Linked DNA regions of Homo sapiens: region 2 is linked to region 1. Evidence: chromatin contacts called from ENCODE Hi-C or POLR2A ChIA-PET data. All regions are on one chromosome and are shown on one strand. Each heading gives the region's core, a stretch centred on a gene start or an enhancer-like site at or near the end of the contact. The rest is flanking DNA. Distances are from core to core; before and after follow the strand shown. Region 1 has its middle 110 kb from the start of MIR4693. Region 2 has its middle 50 kb from the start of MIR4693.

The links. Hi-C counts contacts between places; a loop is a spot of excess contacts on that map. ChIA-PET counts read pairs that join two places held with the same protein, here RNA polymerase II (POLR2A). Pooled maps may share reads with other maps.
Region 2: a map of cardiac septum shows a loop between it and region 1 (3-fold over the local background). The contact joins two enhancer-like sites. A Hi-C loop is called at or near these places in 1 of 168 maps with a recorded cell type or tissue (cardiac septum) and 2 of 50 pooled maps. POLR2A ChIA-PET finds 5 or more read pairs at or near these places in 1 of 52 experiments (OCI-LY7).

The regions. Positions count from the first base shown.
Region 1 is chr11:103,734,506-103,741,301 of GRCh38, forward strand. No RefSeq gene overlaps it. Among named protein-coding and RNA genes, the nearest start is that of MIR4693, 110 kb to the right of the region's middle. RefSeq lists an enhancer at 4,667-5,212. Within about 2 kb of position 2,671, at least 4 of the 41 ENCODE cell types and tissues checked have a DNase peak (open chromatin) inside an H3K27ac peak, as active enhancers do.
Region 2 is chr11:103,797,000-103,803,795 of GRCh38, forward strand. No RefSeq gene overlaps it. Among named protein-coding and RNA genes, the nearest start is that of MIR4693, 50 kb to the right of the region's middle. Within about 2 kb of position 3,917, at least 5 of the 41 ENCODE cell types and tissues checked have a DNase peak (open chromatin) inside an H3K27ac peak, as active enhancers do.

The DNA.
Region 1 (6,796 bases), core at 1,421-3,920:
GCAATTAAATTTGGGAAGCAGATCATACAGTGGATAGAAAGACCATAAACATTAAATCCCACCTCACTGACATGCACAATATTTGTAATAATAAATAGTTGTCATAGTGACATCTAGATAAATATCAAAACAAAACCAACAAAATACCAAACAAACAGAAAATCAGACCAGCCCAGGAAATACAAAAACATCCCAGAAGTAGCCAATAGACAATTCAAGGCAGCTGACTAGGAAGGGTGGAGGGAACTCAGCCCTCTCATCTTTGAGTGAGATTTACTTTCCTAGGGTGCTCACTGGATCCAAGATGGTGCCCTGATTCCATCTCCAGTGTAGAGTGCCCATTGGGCACTCAGGAATTTGTCTTACCCCTGTGAAGAGCCTGGACCATTGGCATTGTGGCAGAAGAACAAGGAGACAGACAGAAGGGATCACTTAACCCAGTTGCTCCAAAAGCCTGTGAAATAAGAATTTGCCTACCTCTCTTCAAGGAAATTTTAGGACATATGTCCTCCTGGTGTGAGTTGTGGGTTTCCTATCCAAAGGCCAAATGCATGGGCTGGCTTTTGTGCACCCAGCCACATGCATAAGATTAATAAGTGTTTGCAGTCTCCCAAGCCTGGTGTGAAAACCACAAAGTAGGACATTGTGCCTTAACAGGTTGTACATGTGAGTTTCAACTTTACATTGATCTTCTATGGATAACTTTAAAGCTTTTTTTTTTTTAATTTGTGTTTCCAGTAGTCAACTTTGAAAAATATCATGATCAAAGGTAAGATGCTATTGCATGAAACATTTAAATTACATTTCTTGGAAACTGACTTTGGAGATTTGTTCCTTGATTCCAGTGTTTTAATCATCTTGCTCGGTGACCTGCTGCATGACTCATCCTGATCCCTAGAGGCTTTCTCTCTTCTTTCTACCTAGATGTTCAACTCTCTTCTTTCTACCTGGAAGTAGTATTTTGTTCATTGCACTTGGTAAGTTCGGACAGGGTCAAATCCTGCCTCTGCCAGTTACCAGGTCTTTCACTCTGGACAAATTATTTAGCCTTTCTGTCTTCTTTTGGGGATGTTAACAAGAATACACATCACAGAGGACTAAAGTAAGGATTGAAGAAGATTGTGTATGCAAAGCACTTAGCACTGTGCCTGACTCACAGTAGTACTCAATACATGCTATTTTTACATGCTTCTGGCACAGGCAGCCCTGACTTACAAATACCTGATTTACTGTGCCCTGTACACGTGAAGAGGATGAAACATTACGAAGGCACTCCAAGAGCCTGCTGCCAACACCAGAAACCCGACTGTTCTAGCTAAACCCCTGATTGCTTCTAAACCAATTACTCAGAAGATGCACAATTCACAGTTTCAGAATCCATATACAGTTCACCAGTCCTCTGTCTGCCTAACTCAATCTCATACCATCACAGAACTAGAACACTTAGATTAGGGCGTCTGGGGTCTATGTTTTTGGCATTCTGCCTCAGAATGAGTGTCCTGATGTTGATACCAGGAGCCAAAAATGCAAATTAAGAAGGGTGATCATGGACCAGCTTGTGGCCTAATGGGGCAGAGGTAACTAACATGTGTGGTCCCAGACTATTATAAGGAACAATTCAATTAAGCCCCAATATGTGCTTTCCAAACCCAAAGGGCACTATACCAGGCAAAGTGTCTTGCCCTTAAATTTGAAGGGGAGCGAAAAATACCAAACTGTAAAATATCTTCATTGGGTTTGTTCCCCTAGCTCCCTGCATTTGCATGAACATGCTAGTCAGTTCAGAATCCTGTGTTTATACCTTTCATTTGGTCAGAAAGATAAAAGATATAAAGAAAGTTTCCCTATTTCTCTTCCCAACTGGCTCCCTGTGTCTGAGTTCCAAGCCACAGCATGTGACAATGGGAAATCTTATCTGTTCCAGTTATTTGCTCTTTGTAGATCTAAAACAGTTTAAGTTATAACAGCATTCCCTAGGCCTTCAGCACAAATAATTCACACTTGCAACCACACTCACAGTTACCGCAGTGTGGTATCATAAAGACTTCAGTTCTGCAAGAGACACTAAATTTAATACCAGCCTTCAGGAGCCAAAAGCCATTGCTCAGTCCTTTGCAGAGAAACCGATTTAATTAAGATGTTTTATGTCCACTTTTACACTTTTAAATGTAGAAATCTAAACATCTATAATATTAAATAATTCTGTCTTTAGAAGCATATTTTTCTCAAAAAAAAAAAAAAAAAAACCAGACTGGCAGGTTTTCATTTACACAAAATATTCCAGCATCAAGAGCCTTCTCAATTAGTTGCCAGGCTTCACTTTGTCTCAGTAAATTAGCAGAATGTAAATGAGCCAAGGTCCATGAAAAATCTCCTCATTGATTGCTTCTCTTGGTTTTGCCTCAAACCCTTCAGGGCTCGAATATTTGACAGTACGCTTTCAACTTACACACTATTTGCATGAAACTGACAGAGCTTTAAAATTTTTTTTTTTAGTCAGAGTGCCTAGAAATGCTCACAATGCATTTTAACAAGTGATAGGCCAGTCTTTCTTCAGGAATATTTGCTTTGAAAGGGTAAGAAATAATTAGACTAGCATGTGCTATCTTTGGTGAGGGTTGGCAACTTAGAACTTGGGAGCTGTTGGCAGGCCCTGGCAGTCATTGTTGGTGTTGTGGGAAGCCTTTCCAGAAGTGTGTCCAAAAATTGTAAGTGGACTCGTTCTGACCTTTTCTGGCCCTGGTCCCACCCTGTTAAAACAAGGTTTTCAGGGTAGGATTCCAAAAGGCAGAGTTGAGGTAGGAAAGCGGGACAGGATGTCATGGAGTGGAAAAAAAAATCACCAATAGTCTAGGGAATTGGGACCTCATTTGAGTCCCGGTTCTGACACTATGTGACCTTGGACAAGCTACTATTCCTGACAACAGCTTCCCCTGGGCTGTGGTACAGAGAGATTGCATGTTGGAGCAATTCCTAGCACCCACCAGTTATAGCACTGTTACTTCTACAAAAGAAAACATATAGAAATGCAAGTAAAAGCTAGGTTCTTACAGAGATAACATGGAACGCACATAAATTTCTTTTTAGAAAAAAATTACTGGCAAATTTTGGTAGTTTATTATTAGTTATCCAATTATACATAACACCCCTGTAGCCCTGTGGCTGAGAGCCAATGATGTTTCACTCTCCAAATGTAATATTTAATTATTGGAAGACTTTTCTGAGAGTTACCTTGATACAGAGGTTTAACTAAAAAAGCAAAAGTTGAACTCTCTCATCTGTAAGTGGGAATCAGCAACAATGACTGCTCCATCCTCTAGGGTTTGCTGTGAGGAGCTATAGAATGTTGCTGAATATAAAGGGCTTTGTGTAAGTGGAAAGGGGGTATCCGTGCATAGATGCCTGGAATGCTGTGTGCAGGATTGGAGGCACCACAGAGAGAGCATGAAGGTATGTGGATTAACATCACGAGGCAGGATGGGAGAGACTCTTGCGGAGAGGCCCAGGGCCCACAGTTGCTGGCAGAGCTCCCAGCAGAAACCTTGGCATGCAGTAAGAGATCTGTAGGTATCCACTGAATGGATGAATGAGTGAATGTTTCAATGAGTAAGTGAATGAATGGTGGAACAAAACTACACAATAGGTTCTGGATTATGAGTTCCAAAACAATGGATTACATTGAAACTCCTATTTCACCCTTGAGCTCTGGTGCATGTGCTAGGTCTGAGAGGGATGGTTCCAGTGACAGATGTTTATGACCAGTCTCAGTAATAGGAAGCAGAGTGTAGAGATTTAGGGCAGGGGCTTTTACATCAGATTGCCTGGGTCCAAATCCCAGATCTACCATGAGCTATTTGAGATGCTCATCATTATCTCTAACACTTCTGTGCCTTAGTTTCTGTAATATGGGGAAGAAGATGGTAATGAAGATGATGAAGATGATGGTGACTACCTCATAATATTCTCATAAGGATTAAATGAGTCAGTACACACAAAGTGTTTAGACAGTGCTTGAAGTTCTCAAAAAATTTTAGTTATTGCATTTGGACAATGAAGTATCATTGGGACCTAACTGTTTGCACTATACTTATAAATATATATATACTACTTCTAAGCAGTTTCACTTGAACTTGAGTGGGAGTTCATGCCCTGGGGAATAAAAAGGCTTAGTATTTGAAGTCAGGGAAACAAAGCCTGAAAACTTGCTCTGATTCTTACTGAGTAAACTTGGACAAATAAATCATTTTTCCTTTTTGAGGCCCAATTCCCAACATGCAAAACAGGGAAAGTAATGATGATACCTTATATGGCTGTCATGAGGAGTAAATTAAATAATACATATGAAAGGGATTTATAAACCTTAAAGACTACTTAACAATTATTGTGGGAAGCAGCCAAGATGGCCAAAGAGGAACAGCTCCAGTCTACAGCTCCCAGCGTGAGCGACACAAAAGATGGGTGATTTCTGCATTTCCATCCTAGGTACCAGGTTCATCTCACTAGGGAGTGCCAGACAGTGGGCACAGGACAGTGGGTGCAGCATACCGTACACGAGCTGAAGCAGGGCGAGGCATTGCCTCACTCGGGAAGCACAAGGGGTCAGGAAGTTCCCTTTCCTAGTCAAAGAAAGGGGTGACAGAGGGCACCTGGAAAATGGGGTCACTCCCACCCGAATACTGCGCATTTCCGACGGGCTTAAAAAACGGTGCACCACGAGATTATATCCCGCACATGGCTGGGAAGGTCCTGGCAGCGAGACGCCCACGGAGTCTCCTGATGGCTAGCACAGCAGTCTGAGATCAAACTGCAAGGCAGCAGCGAGGCTGGGGGAGGGGTGCCCGCCATTTCCCAGGCTTGCTTAGGTAAACAAAGCAGCCAGGAAACTCGAACTGGGTGGAGCCCACCACAGCTCAAGGAGGCCTGCCTGCCTCTGTAGGCTCCACCTCTGGGGGCAGGGCACAGACAAACAAAAAGACAGCAGTAACCTCCGCAGACTTAAATGTCCCTGTCTGACAGCTTTGAAGAGAGCAGTGGTTCTCCCAGTACACAGCTGGAGATCTGAGAACGGGCAGAATGCCTCTTCAAGTGGGTCCCTGACCCCCCACCCCCGAGCAGCCTAACTGGGAGGCACCCCCCAGTAGGGGCAGACTGACACCTCACACGGCTAGGTAGTCCTCTGAGACAAAACTTCCAGAGGAAGGCTCCAATTAAAAGACACAGACTGGCAAATTGGATAAAGACTCAAGACCCATCAGTGTGCTCTATTCAGGAAACCCATCTCATGTGCAGAGACACATAGAGGCTCAAAATAAAAGGATGGAGGAAGATCTACCAAGCAAATGGAAAACAAAAAAAGGCAGGGGTTGCAATCCTAGTCTCTGATAAAACAGACTTTAAAACGACAAAGTTCAAAAGAGACAAAGAAGGCCATTACATAATGGTAAAGGGATCAATTCAACAAGAAGAGCTAACTATCCTAAATATATATGCACCCAATACAAGAGCACCCAGATTCATAAAGCAAGTCCTAAGAGACCCACAAAGAGTCTTAGACTGCCACACAATAATAATGGGAGACTTTAACACCCCACTGTCAATATTAGACGGATCAACGAGACAGAATGTTAACAAGGATACCCAGGAATTGAACTCAGCTCTGCACCCAGCGGACCTAATAGACATCTACAGAACTCTCCACCCCAAATCAACAGAATATACATTTTTTTCAGCACCACACCACACCTATTCCAAAATTGACCACATAGTTGGAAGTAAAGCTCTCCTCAGCAAATGTAAAAGAACAGAAATTATAACAAACTGTCTCTCAGACCACAGTGCAATCAAACTAGAACTCAGGATTAGGAAACTCACTCAAAACCACTCAACCACATGGAAACTGAACAACCTGCTCCTGAATGACTACTCGGTACATAATGAAATGAAGGCAGAAATAAAGATGTTCTTTGAAACCAATGAGAACAAAGATACAACATACCAGAATCTCTGGGACACATTCAAAGCAGTGTGTAGAGGCAAATTTATAGCACTAAATGCCCACAAGAGAAAGCAGGAAAGATCCAAAATTGACACCCTAACATCACAATTAAAAGAACTAGAAAAGCAAGAGCAAACACATTCAAAAGCTAGCAGAAGGCAAGAAATAACTAAAATCAGAGCAGAACTGAAGGAAATAGAGAAACAAAAAACCCTTCAAAAAATTAATGAATCCAGGAGCTGGTTTTTTGAAAGGATCAACAAAATTGATAGACCACTAGCAAGACTAATAAAGAAGAAAAGAGAGAAGAATCAAATAGACGCAATAAAAAATGATAAAGGGGATATCACCACCGATCCCACAGAAATACAAACTACCATCAGAGAATGCTACAAACACCTCTACACAAATAAACTAGAAAATCTAGAAGAAATGGATAAATTCCTCGACACACACACCCTCCCAAGACTAAACCAGGAAGAAGTTGAATCTCCGAATAGACCAATAACAGGCTCTGAAATTGTGGCAATAATCAATAGCTTACCAACAAAAAAGAGTCCAGGACCAGATGGATTCACAGCTGAATTGTACCTGAGGTACAAGGAGGAATTGGTACCATTCCTTCTGAAACTATTCCAATCAACAGAAAAAGAGGGAATCCTCCCTAACTCATTTTATGAGGCCAGCATCATCCTGATACCAAAGCCAGGCAGAGACACAACCAAAAAAGAGAATTTTATACCAATATCCTTGATGAACATTGATGCAAAAATCCTCAATAAAATACTGGCAAACCAAATC
Region 2 (6,796 bases), core at 2,667-5,166, 64 kb after region 1:
AAATAAAAGTAAAGCAATCATCAAATAGAAAATCTACAAATAGAAATAGAATTAAAGCAATCATCAAGGTATTTTTTCTGTTACTATGGCTAAAAGTTTAGTTTTTACCTATGGTAACAATTTGCTACTTTTAATGCTAGAGAGCAATTTTACAATAGTTTACATACCATTCATTTATTCATTCTTCTTATTATTTCAGATTTCTATATAATATTGGGCAGGGGAGGAGTTGGGCAGTAGAGTTTGGCAGGTAAACTCACCAACAGAGCAGGAGCAGAGAGGCAAGAAAGACACTTCAGAGTATATTAACTCTGTCATTGATGGAAATATTTATTGGGTAACTGGCTATAGGAGATGAAAAATGATCTCTATTTTTGCTTTCAAGTCTACTATAGCTTCATGGAAAGACATACTTCAAGGCCACAATAAGACATGTTAAATTCTCTGTGGATGCATAAGTACTCAAGGAACTGTGGTTTTATGGGAGAAGGAACATGTATGTTTCCCCAGGAAAGACAGAAAACCTTTCAGAAATGCTGAAACATTTGAGTGAAGAACTAAAAAATTTCTAGTCTACCACATGGGCAAGGGAGGTAACAGAATTCTGAGGAGAGGGAATGCATTTGAAAAGGCATAGGGTGGTGAGGTGCCATGTATACTTGGAAGTGATGGCCCTACATATCTGTTACCTGAGCGAGGAAGAAAGGCAGGACATGAATGTCAGCAGATAAACTGAGCCAGCTCGCAGAAAGCCTAGTACTCTCTGCTAAGACCTTTGGGTTTTATTCAGGCCTCAAGGTATGGAAAGATTCCAGCAAGAGGATGCTTTCAATTTTATTGTAGAATCAGCACTGTATGATATTCGGGCAACAGGGCAAAAAGATGTGAATGAATGAGCTCACATCTTAGCAGTACATCAATGAACAGTTCATTACCATTACTGGTGGGTCAGTAGCATCAACAGATAACTCTTTACTCAGGATATAGAAAAGGATTTCCAGCAAAATCAAAGCTTTAAGGCAGAATGGAATAAGTTATATCAAAGTGACATTCAGTCATTTTTAAAAGTCTGAGAAGATTCAAGGATTTATCACAGCTGGACTATGTAGAATTCATCCAGATGGGTAAATATCTGTCTGTCCCAGTTGAGGTCAGAGGAGGAAATGCCACAACCACGGGTTTGCAACATTACACAGACCTCAGTCTGGCAGTCCCTTTGGTCTAGCCTAAATTTATTTTCTTAAAGTTTAAGCTCATTTCCTCCTTTCCATCCTTGGGGAAAGTAAAGAACAGATGGTCATAAACCACCAGATAGTGACCCTTTATAGACTGGAGAAACATATTAAATCATCTCTCAGCCATCACTTTCCTGGGCAGAACAATAGAAACTCCCTATCAGTTCTAGTCTTAGATTTGTTGTTCTAAATCTGTATCTGTGTGTGTGTGTGTGTGTGTGTGTGTGTGTGTGTGTGTGTGTGTGTTTGCGACTGGACAGCTCTTTCTCACTTTGCTTAGATGCTCATCCACAAACAGAATGCGAGCCTTCAATAAATATATAATTATTTCTAAGTGCATTGGAAGCATTTCTTCTGGGGTCACTGATCCTGTAAATATAGGTGAGTGTCATATTACATTTAAAAAAACAGCAGCAGCAGCATGTTACTGACTGCCATCTTGAGATGACTAAGAATTCTACATCCTTTTAGAATTCGTGTTGGACCAATCTTTCCATCTCATGACTGTCAATTCTAAACTCTTCTTCTGTGTAAATTGCAGTATTTTGCATCACTTCTTTGAATGCCTCTGGCCCTTGCATGTGAACCTTATTTTTCTCCATTTCTGGCCATTTTTCTACTTCGTTGACATTGCATGACAATTGTTATTTTACCTTATATTACAGCCAGAAGTAATTCAGATTTTCTGCAGCTCTGCACATCTAAAGATTTTACAACTCTTTGCCCTTTTGAAAGTATCTTGGATTTCTCTCTATATTAGGCTTCTCTGGAGCAGGCAGAGACATCTGGGAAAGGCTATCCCTGCCCCATCCAACATACTCACTTCCAAGCTCCGCAAAAGAAGCAGGGATGATTGAATAATGGCATTTATTGAACACTTGCTTTGGGCTGGACATTGGGATGGGCAGAGCCATAACCTGAACAATCTCATGGCTGCTCTTCGGGAACTCACAGTACTGGGCTGGAGGGACTTTACAGGGACTGGACACAGCTGGATATCTCTGCAATTTGAAAATTAGATGATTATGTAAGATGGGGTATTATTCTCAAAGTTAATTGGGGAGCAATAAAATGTTAGATTTTTACCTATATTACCTCCCAATAGGTTTAAGTGCATGCCTCCTTACTGGGTTTGTTAAGAACCATAATTTAAAAATAATTTAAACTTTCTAAGTATTCTCTTCCCATAAAATCAGTGCTTAATAACGTATTTTAACTAGAGGCTAGTTCTGGGTGGAAATAGTTGAAATATGCTAAGAAATCTGAGAGCCCCTATTTGACTATTAACTAAGTGTTGAAAAAAAAACCTAAACAAAAACAAAATGCATCCTTTTCTTTTAGTCCCTCATCCCTTAAAATCTCTCAGGATCCTTGTAGGTTCAAACATCTGAAAAGATGATTGGTCTGTGGGAAGAGAGCATTCACCCTGGTCTTTCATTCACATGACCATCATTTCCAAGTGGACAGTGAGATCTACTTTTCCTTTTCCTGAGAGCTTAGTATGAAATAGGCAGGCACTGTTCAACAAACTTGCACCTATAGCCAAAATTTGTGTCCAACAGAAACCCATTTACATGAGAGGCTGAGAAGTTTCTTAGCCAAGAACTCCTTCTAAGGAAAGATGAGTCGGACACCAGAGTTTTGATCTGATAATCAAGTATCGGGGCTGAAGGGAAGTGATAATTCTAACTACAGAGGAGTTGTCTTTGACCTGGAGCTGTTTCTAGTCTTATCTGATGAGGCCGTGTCTGGATTCTAGGAAAGGAGGGAAGAGTAAATAAAATTCTAAAGCGTTAAGTCATTAGAAAAATCTCCAAAAATTTAAGTGTAAGCAGACTTGAGTATTCTCCTAACAAAGCCTAACAGGAAGGGGAAAAAGACAACAAAACTATTACTGCAATCTCAATTAGACGAGAAGTTAGTGGGCCCCGGAGAAACTGGGTAATCCATAATCATGTCATTGACCTGTACTACAGAATCTGAGGCAGGTATGATTAACCTCATTTTATGGATGAGGTTTAGGAAGTGACCCTTAGCATGTATGCCACCCCAGGGGGACACCTTTCTTTGTATTCTATGAGAATTGTACCCCCTACATCACAACTGGGAGTGCTAGACTTGGCATCTAGGTCTGGACACTTCTGAGTTTATCCTGTTAAGCAGCCACCTGGATTTAAGCCACCCCATTCTTCAGGAGCGAACAGACCCAGAGAGCTGACCAGGACTTCACAATCGATGGCTCTGTAGGATATTTGTCAAGTTGATTCTACCAAGGAAGTTCTCTATTTCCTGTGGTCCTGGTGAGATTTTTATCCTCCCCTAGGTGCTGGGCTTTTGTTCCAGGACATCTCAGCCTTGAGCTTTGTTTGCTTGTTTACTTCCTCTCCTGCATCCTTGTTGAGGTTCCCAGCCACATTTTTCCCCTCTGCTTATTTATTCCAGAGCAACTGCCTGTGTCATTTCCTTTATCTCTGGCATGTCCCTTGGTTAGTGCTGGTGTTTCTTTTCTTTTCTTTTTTTCCCCATTGCCCAGGGCACTGTGAACAGTTGGCTGTGGTGTAGGATTTACAGACCTGTGCTATGAGATGTACAGACCTGTGCTCTGTACAGACCCAGGAAACGTTGGAGTACAGTGGGCTGACAACAGGGGGGCGCCAGCTGGGGAAGGCAACAGGCCTTAGTTCTTGAACAAAAATAGGCCAGAGATTCTGCTACAACTGGCCAAGATTCCGCCCATCTCAATGAAAGGAAACAGACATTCCCACATGCCCACGAGCTTTGAATGTGTATTTGGCTCCCTCAATAACTCCAGTGCACATTCCCACCCGGTCACTTTTCGCCCACGTTGTTATTGCTGCTGCTGGTTTTTTTTTTTCTTTTTAATAAAGGTCACATTTTATTAGAGATAAGAATAACTTAACAATGAAACTCTTGGTTCATCTGTTCTTCCAGTGCTTTTGTGTTCAGCTTAACATCTTCTAAACAGACATTTAAAAATGATTATTTTCTTCTAGTAAAAATTATAACATGTTCATTTTAGAAATTTTGAAAAAAAGCCATAGAAAAGTATAATAAAAATTCTAATTCCACCATCAAACATAATAACCACCATTTGTATTTATATTTACATATGTCCAGTATTTTTTTAAAAGCACAGGCACATATAGTTGTAAAAAATGGAAGGAATAGTGTTCACCTCATTTTGTTTCAGTAGTTTACTTGTTTTAGCAGCTTAGAATTTAGGTATTTATACAAAAAAATTTTCTAGATATTCATTTTTACATAGTTGAAAGAAAATATATTTTTAATTGAAGAATAATTTTCAGACCATACAATGTACCCACTTTAAGTTTTCAAATTATATGCCCATGTAACCACCATCAGGACCAAAATAAAAAGCATTCCCATCACTTCGAAAAGTTGCCTTGTGTCCAGTTCTAATGTCTACTTTGTTTCAGGCAACCACTGTTCTTTTTTCCACTATAGATTGGATTTGTCATTTTTAGAGTTTTACATAAGTGGAGTCACACCATGTATACTCTTTTGTGTCTAGCATCTTTCATTCAGCATAAATTTTCACACACTTATAACCATATACAACCACACTTGCATATATTTTTTAATTTGCTTTTATTTTACAAATATATTATGAACATTTTCCATATCATTAATTAGTCTCTTAAAATTAAATTTTCATTGACTAATTGTAACTTGTTTTAGGGATATACCACAATTTATCTCATAAATAAGATCTTATTGTTAATTGTTGGTGTTGTCTCAATGGTTTGCTTTCATAATCAAGAATAATTATTCTGGACTACACATGTTTGTGTGCATTACCTAATTTCTTTGGGATAAATTTCTATTTAAAAAAAGTTAAAAGTCTCACAAATTTTAATATGTACTGTGCCTATTTAATCTTCCACAAACATTATATACAAATTTATGAGGAACAATAGCATTTCAAAGGTGAAAGGGAACCTGGAGAAAAATATGGTTCAGTGGTCCTTAACCAGTGGGGTGGACATGCCTATGGAGCTCTTTTGAAATTCACCTGCAGTTATTCTAACTTGGTATTTATGAAGCTCAAGTAGCTGCTCTTTTTGTTTTTAGTTCTGCAGATGATTCTGTTGCACACTACACTGTAAGAATCACCTCAGTTTCACAGATGAAGAAGCTGAGCCACGAAAGGCTAATTAACACCTCCTGATTCCTTATACTCTTGTCACTTTGCCAGGGAGAGCCTTTGTCTACATTGATTACCCATCATCTGGAAAATGACAATAATGACCACCACCACTCCCCTCAGAAATCACAACTAACCATCTAGGTCCTCCGTTGGTGGACCTGTAAGCTAGAACAGCACTTTAAGTGATGGAGTTAGGACCACTTCAGAAAAGTCTTCATGTGAAAGGGACCCCAGACAATTGAAGAGAGGCCTAATTCAGAAATCTACTTAGAAGGTCCTCCCAAAAACTGAAGCAGACCTTTGTTGTTGTTGTTTAACCAGGCCAGATCTTAGGGGTAAACAATAGATTTACAGTGACAATAAACAGACATGCAAACACACACACACACACACACACACACACACACACACACACACAGAAGTTCCTTGACTTTGTCCCCACTCACTCTATAGCCACTCCAGCCTATTCTCAACCCCCAACTCTATCTCTTCAAATTCCTCTCAGAGGAGACTGAGAAGGAAAGAACTGTTTCTCCTGAGTGAAGGAGGGCATCCTTTACCTACCCTATTGGGTCTGTTGTTTCTTTTTCTCTTCTGTGGTCCACCTCCCAGAAGTGATGCTGGCTGTTTCTGCCATCTCCCACCATGGCTGTGGAGAAGCTACTGAAGGAAAATATCTTCTACAGCTTCTTCTCCTTCCAGACCCAGACTGCCACAGCTTGCAGTTCAGTCTATTACATTCATTTCTTAACTTCTCCAGGTTCCCACGGTCACCCTGGGGTGGGGCAAATGCTTTCATATGATTACCATTACAGGGGCTGCAAAGCAATGCTCCATTGAGCTGTCAATGTCTGACGGAAGCTTTAGTGAGTCAATTCTTCAAGATTTTTTCCACTCTTGATTGCAGTCCCTAATCTTGTGACTCAGACGTGAGTCCAGAGAGACATCTTGTTAATCTGTATTCTTTTCCTTTAGGATAAGTTCTTTCTCAGGAGTGTTGATGTAGATAATTCCCCATGGAAACAGACAGTTGGTCCACCCTTCTCAAGAGTTCCCAGGTATGCCTACCTCCTGGAGAGAACCCAGTGTGACTATCCAGATAGGATTCCTATTTAAGCCTACCTGGGCATCCTAAATATATTATTCAGAACACCATTAATTCCCCAAATCACGGTGTTTCACAGGGCAAGGAATCAAGATTCAGATGCAAATTATTACAAAGCCAAAGAAAAATAACTCTGGTGAGGGCCTTTAAGCTTTAGCAAATAAGAATTTATAGAAAGAAAAGTTCAAGTCAAATCATACAGGGCTCCTAAAGCACTTTTTAACACCTATAATGCAGTAATTTTTTTCACACACAAATCCCCAGAAG